2 separate regions of the Homo sapiens genome follow, and region 2 is linked to region 1. A link is a loop called in an ENCODE intact Hi-C map of the cell type or tissue named here. Cell type or tissue: heart right ventricle. All regions are shown on one strand. Links, peaks and the distances in the headings refer to the core of each region. The heading gives the core; the rest is flanking DNA. Region 1 overlaps SNTB2 (syntrophin beta 2). Region 2 overlaps UTP4 (UTP4 small subunit processome component).

Region 1 (2,910 bases), core at 138-2,637:
CACCCAGGCTGGAGTGCAGTGACATGATCCGAGCTCACTGCAGCCTTGAACTCTCCTGTGTTTAAGTGATCCTCCCTCAAGCCTCCCGAGTAGCTGGGACTACAGGTGCCCACCACAGCACCCAGCTAATTAAAAAAAAAATTTTTTTTTTTTAAGTAGAGATGGGCCTCGCTTTGTTGCCCAGGCTGGTCTCAAACTCTTGGCCTCAAGAGATCCTCCTGCCTCAGTTTCCCAAAGTGCTGGGATTCCAGGCAGTGGCACCTGGCCTTTTCAGTTTACTTATTTATTTTTTTGACATGGAGTCTCACTCTGTCGCCCAGGCTGGAGTGCAGTGGCATGATCTCAGCTCACTGCAACCTCCGCCTCCCAGGTACAAGCTATTCTCCCACCTCAGCCTTCTGAATAGCTGGGATTACAGGCACCTGCCATCATACCCAGCTAAGTTTTGTATTTTTAGTAGAGACAGGGTTTCACCATATTGGCCAGGCTGGTCTTGAACTTCTGACCTCAGGTGATCCACCGACCTCAGGTGATCCGCCTACCTTGGCCTCCCAAAGTGCTGGGATTACAGGTGTGAGCCACCACGCCTGGTCTTCGGTTTATTTATTTATTTTTTTAGAGATGAGGTCTTACTGTGTTGCCCAGGCTGGTCTCAACTCCTGGCTTCAAGCTATTCTCTGGTCTTAGCTTCCTGAGTAACTGGGATTATAGGCACAAGCCACTGTGCCAGGCCAGTTGTCATTTAATCTGCATTTAGTAGTGTAAGAACTAGCCAGTAATTCCAGCTACTTAGGAGGCTGAGGCAGGAGGATTGCTTGAGGCCAGGAGTTTTAAGACCAGCCTGAGCAATATATTGAGGACCCCATCTCTACAATGAAAAATGAAGCTGGGTACACTGGCTCATGCCTGTAATCCCTGCACTTTGGAAGGCTAAGGCTGGCGCATTGTTTGAGCCCAGGAGTTTGAGACCAGCCTGGGTAAAGTGGTGAAACCTCATCTCTACTAAAAATACAAAAATTTAGCTGGGAGTGGTGACACACATCTGTAGCCCCAGCTACTCAGGAGGCTGAGGTAGGAGGATCACCTGAGCCCAGGAACTCAAGGCTGCAGTGAGCTATGGTAGTGCCATGGCACTCCAGCCTGGGTGATGGGAGCCAGAACCTGTCTCAAAATAAATAAATAAATTTAATTAAATGAAAAAAAAAAAAAAAGCCAGACATAGTGGCACACACTGTAGTCTCAGCTGCTCAGGTGGCTAAGGTAGGAAGATTGCTTGAGCCCATTTCAGGGCTGTAGTGCACAATGATCAAGCCTGTGAATAGCCACTGTACTCCAGCCTGGACAACATAGTGAGACCTTGTCTCTTAAAAGAAAAAATAATGTAAGGACTCATTTACCAAGTACTAGATACATGGACTCTCCAGTTAAGAAGATTGAAATCTAAGTTGTGGATAGGCGCCCTTAAAAGATGAGTATCTAGCAAGTTTATGGCTATGGAAAAATAAAGGATTTGAAATAGGAGTTACTCTACAAAAGTTTGAAAATGTGTGCCCAACACTTACTCAAATAAGTATCTAAAGGAAATAAGGTTGGTTTCTTTCCATTGTGGAAGCGCCCTCTTGTGGTTAGTTGTCATGAATTTGGAGTATTGTTTTTTATATATATTTACATATATGTATACATGTAGATATTTGCAAATTTTTTTCTTTTTTTTTAAATTGTTTTTGGCTTTGGACAAAATGAAAACCTTTATTTAAAAATACAGGCTGGGGCCGGACGCGGTGGCTCATGCCTGTAATCCCAGCACTTTGAGAGGCCAAGGAGGGCAGATCACTTGAGGTCAGGAGTTCCAAACTAGCCTGGCCAACATCGTGAAACCCCATATCTACTAAAAATACAAAAGTTAGCCAGGAGTGGTGGCAGGCGCCTATAATCCCAGCTACTCAGGAGGCCGAGGCATGAGAATTGCTTGAACCCGGGAGGTGGAGATTGCAACAAGCCAGGATTGCGCCACTGCACTCCAAGCTGGGAGATAGAGTGAGACTGTTTCCAAAAATAGAAATGCTGGAAGCGGTTGCTTATGCCTGTAGTCCCAGCACTTTGGGAGACTGAGGCAGGCAGATCACTTGAGGCCAGATCGAGACCAGCCTGGCCATCATAGTGAAACCCCGTCTTTACTAAAAATACAAAAATTAGCTGAGCATAGTGGCACATGCCTTAAGTCCCAGCTACTCGGGATGGTGAGGCACAAGAATTGCTTGAACCTGGGAGGCGGAGTCTGCAGTGAGCTATGATCACACCACTGCACTCCAACCTGGGCAACAGTGGGAAACTCTGTCTCAAAAAATATATATATATATATATGTATATGCATTGGGCCAAGCACGGTAGTTCACGCTTGTAATTCCAGTACTTTGGGAGGCTGAGGTGGGCGGATCACTTGAGCCCAGAAGTTCAAGACCAGCCTGGGCAACATGGTGAAACCTCATCTCTATTGAAAAAAAAAAGAGTAAATGAGGTTTAAAAAAAAATACAGTATTGGAGGTGAGGCACGGTGGCTTACACCAGAATCACACTGGGATGCTCTGTGTTCCTGTGGGCAGTCGAGGGGTCAGGCCAACACATTCATGCCGTTGCTACCATCTGGGGTCACTGTATTGTCCTCAAGAATTCAAGGGGATATGCTTCCCAAAATCAAGAGTGCAACTTGGATTTTCAGCATTTTTTAGTTCATGTTGTTTCTTTGGTGTCTAGCAGCTAAATTTCATTTTTCAGGTTAAAGCTTCCCAGGCTCATAGTTGTTTAAATATGATGGCTAGAGGAAAGGAAGAGTGAGAGCCAGCTGGTTCCTTGTATTTTTAAATAGACAAAAGAAACATATTTTTCGGTAATTTTACACTTTTTTGTTCT
Region 2 (2,910 bases), core at 295-2,794, 140 kb before region 1:
GATTACAGGCCTGAGCCACCACGCCTGGCCCTGGATTAGGAATCTTCAATCTGTATTAGTATAGCTGTTTGAGTTCCTGCCTTCAATTCTTTTGGATGTATATCTTCATTACTTTTTTTTTTTTTTTTTGAGACACGGTCTTGCTCTGTCACCCAGGTGGAGTGCAGTGGTGTAATCCTGGCTCACTGCAGCCTCTGCCTCCCAGGCTCGAGCAATCCTACCTCAGCCTCCCAAGTGGCTGGGACTACAGGCATGCACCACCAGGCTAAGTTTTTAACATTTTTTGTAGAGATGCAGTCTCACTATGTTGCCCAGGTTGGTCTCAAATTCCTGGGTTGAAGTGATTCTCCTGCCTTCCAAAGTGCGGGATTACAGATGTGAGCCATCACATCTAGCCACATTACTACTCTTGTTTGGGTTTTTTGTGTTGTGAGTTGTGTTTTTTTGTTTTGTTTTGTTTTTTCTTGTTTATTTCTTTCATTCTTTTTAAAGATGAGACTTTGGGAGGCTGAGGCGGGCGGATCACCTGAGGTCAGGAGTTTGAGACCAGCCTGGCAAACGTGGTAAAACCCTGTCTATACTGAAAAATAAATACAAGCCTGGGCACGGTGACTCACACCTGTAATCCCAGCACTTTGGGAGGCCGAGGAGGGTATATCCCCTAGGTCAGGAGTTTGAGACCAGCCTGGACAACATGGTGAAACCCCATCTCTACTAATAATACAAAAATTAACCAGGCATGGTGGCGCACGCCTGTAATCCCAGCTACTCAGGAGGCTGAGGCAGAAGAATGGCTTGAACCAAGGAGGCAGGGGTTGTGGTGAGCTGAGATCGCGCCATTGCACTCCAGCCTGGGCGACAAGAGTGAAACTCTGTCTCAAAAAAAACAAAAACAAAAATTAGCCGGGTGTGGTGGTGTGTGCCTGTAATCCCAGCTACTTGGGAGCCTGAGGTGGGAGAATCTCTTGAACCCGGGACGGCAGAGGTTGCAGTGAGCCGAGATCATGCCACTGCCCTCCAGCCTGGGTGACAGAGCGAAACTCCGTCTCAAAAAATACAAACAAACAAACAAAAAAAGATGAGGTCTCACTATGTTGTGCAGACTGGTCTCCAACTTCTGGGCTCAAGTGATCCTCCTACCCAGTCTCCTGAGTAGCTGGGACTACAGGTTTGTGCTGCTCTGCCCACCTTGTTTATTTAAGAAACTTTTTTATTGGTGTTTCTTGCATTTTTTTTTCTTTTTTTAAGCCAGAGTCTCGCCCTGTTGCCCAGGCTGGAGTGCAGTGGTGCGATCTTGGCGTACTGCAACCTCTGCCTCCCAGGTTCAAGTGATTCTCGTGCCTCAGCCGTCCAAATAGTTGGGATTACAGGCATGCGCCACCACGCCCAGCTAATTTTTGTATTTTTAGTAGCGACGGGGTTCACCATGTTGGCCAGGCTGGTCTCAAACTCCTGGCCTCAAGTGATCCACCCAGCTCAGCTTCTCAAAGTGCTGGGATTATAGGAGTGAGCCACCATGCCTGGCTGATGTTTCTTGGATATTTTTAATGAAATAAACGTTATTAAGAAACACCTGTTCTAGTTCCAAATAAAGGATTTTCAGTATTTTTATTGGTTTAATACATTTCTTTAGTGATAATAACTTGATCATGTTAAATATTCGTATTAAATAACATGATATGAATTTCTTTGTTAGGTTTTCTCTTATGTTCTTTCGAAGGATTTAAATTTCTCAAGTAGGTCCTAGGTATTTTCTCTCTCTCAATGCTATTCTAAGGAGATCTATGTTGGGTATATGAAGCGTTGCTGTACTGTAGACGTTAATTTTGTCAGTAGGGGGCGCATTGTTACCAGTGTCTGAGCTTGCTCCTTTGATGGAATCCTTAGCTTCTGGAAGGAAAAGACCCTTGTAACTTTCCTACTGATTCTGGGCATAGGTTTACCCCTAAGCTGCTGAGACAGAAAGCCTCGGAATATTTTTCCAACCAGACCTTGTTTTGCTTACGTGTACCTCCCTCATGATTTAATTCCTCAGCAAGAAGACAGTTTCGTGGTGGGCACAGCCGAGGGAACAGTCTTCCATTTTCAGCTGGTCCCTGTGACATCTAACAGCAGTGAGAAGCAGTGGGTGCGGACAAAACCGTTCCAGCATCACACTCATGACGTGCGCACTGTGGCCCACAGCCCAACAGCGCTGATATCTGGAGGTGGGTTCCCCCTCTGGTGAGGCTGCTGCTTTACCCTGCCCAGTTCTGGCTGTTCTCGTGAGGATGACTTCTAATTCTGTACACCTTCTCCCCTGCTTTCCCAGGCACTGACACCCACTTAGTCTTTCGTCCTCTCATGGAGAAGGTGGAAGTAAAGAATTACGATGCCGCTCTCCGAAAAATCACCTTTCCCCACGTAAGTGTCCATTCCAAGCCCCTGCTAACCCCTCATCTCCCCATCCCTGTGTCCCCCTGTCCCACAAGCTCTGAACACAGCTCACGCTCGGCAAATTTGTAGGACTTTTTTTTTTTTTTTGAGACAGAGTTTGCTCTTGTTGCCCAGGCTGGAGTGCAATGGCGCGATCTCGGCTCACCACAACCTCCACCTCCCGGGTTCAAGCGATTCTCCTGCCTCAGCCTCCCGAGTAGCTGGGATTACAGGCATGCGCCACCGCGCTCAGCTAATTTTATATCTTTAGTAGAGACTGGGTTTTTCCATGTTGGTCAGGCTGATCTCGGAACTCCCAACCTCAGGTGATCTGCCCGCCTCAGCCTCCCAAAGTGCTGGTATTACAAGTGTGAGCCACCACGCTCAGCTTTGTGGTCCTTTTTTTTTCTTTTTTTTTTTTTTTGAGACTGAGTCTCTCTCTGTCGCCCAGGCTGGAGTGCAGTGGTGCGACTCCACTCACTGCAAGCTCCGCCT

What was found. Peaks named below come from ENCODE experiments on the same cell type or tissue, not always from the same donor. Only the 100,000 strongest peaks of a DNase experiment are listed, where the experiment ranks them.
Region 2: it touches region 1 in a loop (14-fold over the local background); 101 of 110 quality-filtered maps call a loop at or near these places.

Annotation. Positions count from the first base shown.
Region 1 is chr16:69,285,518-69,288,427 of GRCh38, forward strand. All of the region lies in intron 5 of SNTB2 (syntrophin beta 2), which reads left to right. Among named protein-coding and RNA genes, the nearest start is that of VPS4A, 24 kb to the right of the region's middle. In heart right ventricle, for the core only: CTCF peaks have their summits at 1,626 (motif pointing left) and 1,830; a DNase peak (open chromatin) is centred at 2,004; H3K27ac peaks cover 678 bases.
Region 2 is chr16:69,148,502-69,151,411 of GRCh38, forward strand. UTP4 (UTP4 small subunit processome component) reads left to right here. Exons shown (of 17, transcript NM_032830.3): 7 at 2,036-2,207; 8 at 2,312-2,403. Among named protein-coding and RNA genes, the nearest start is that of UTP4, 17 kb to the left of the region's middle. In heart right ventricle, for the core only: CTCF peaks have their summits at 1,835 (motif pointing right) and 2,034; a DNase peak (open chromatin) is centred at 1,858.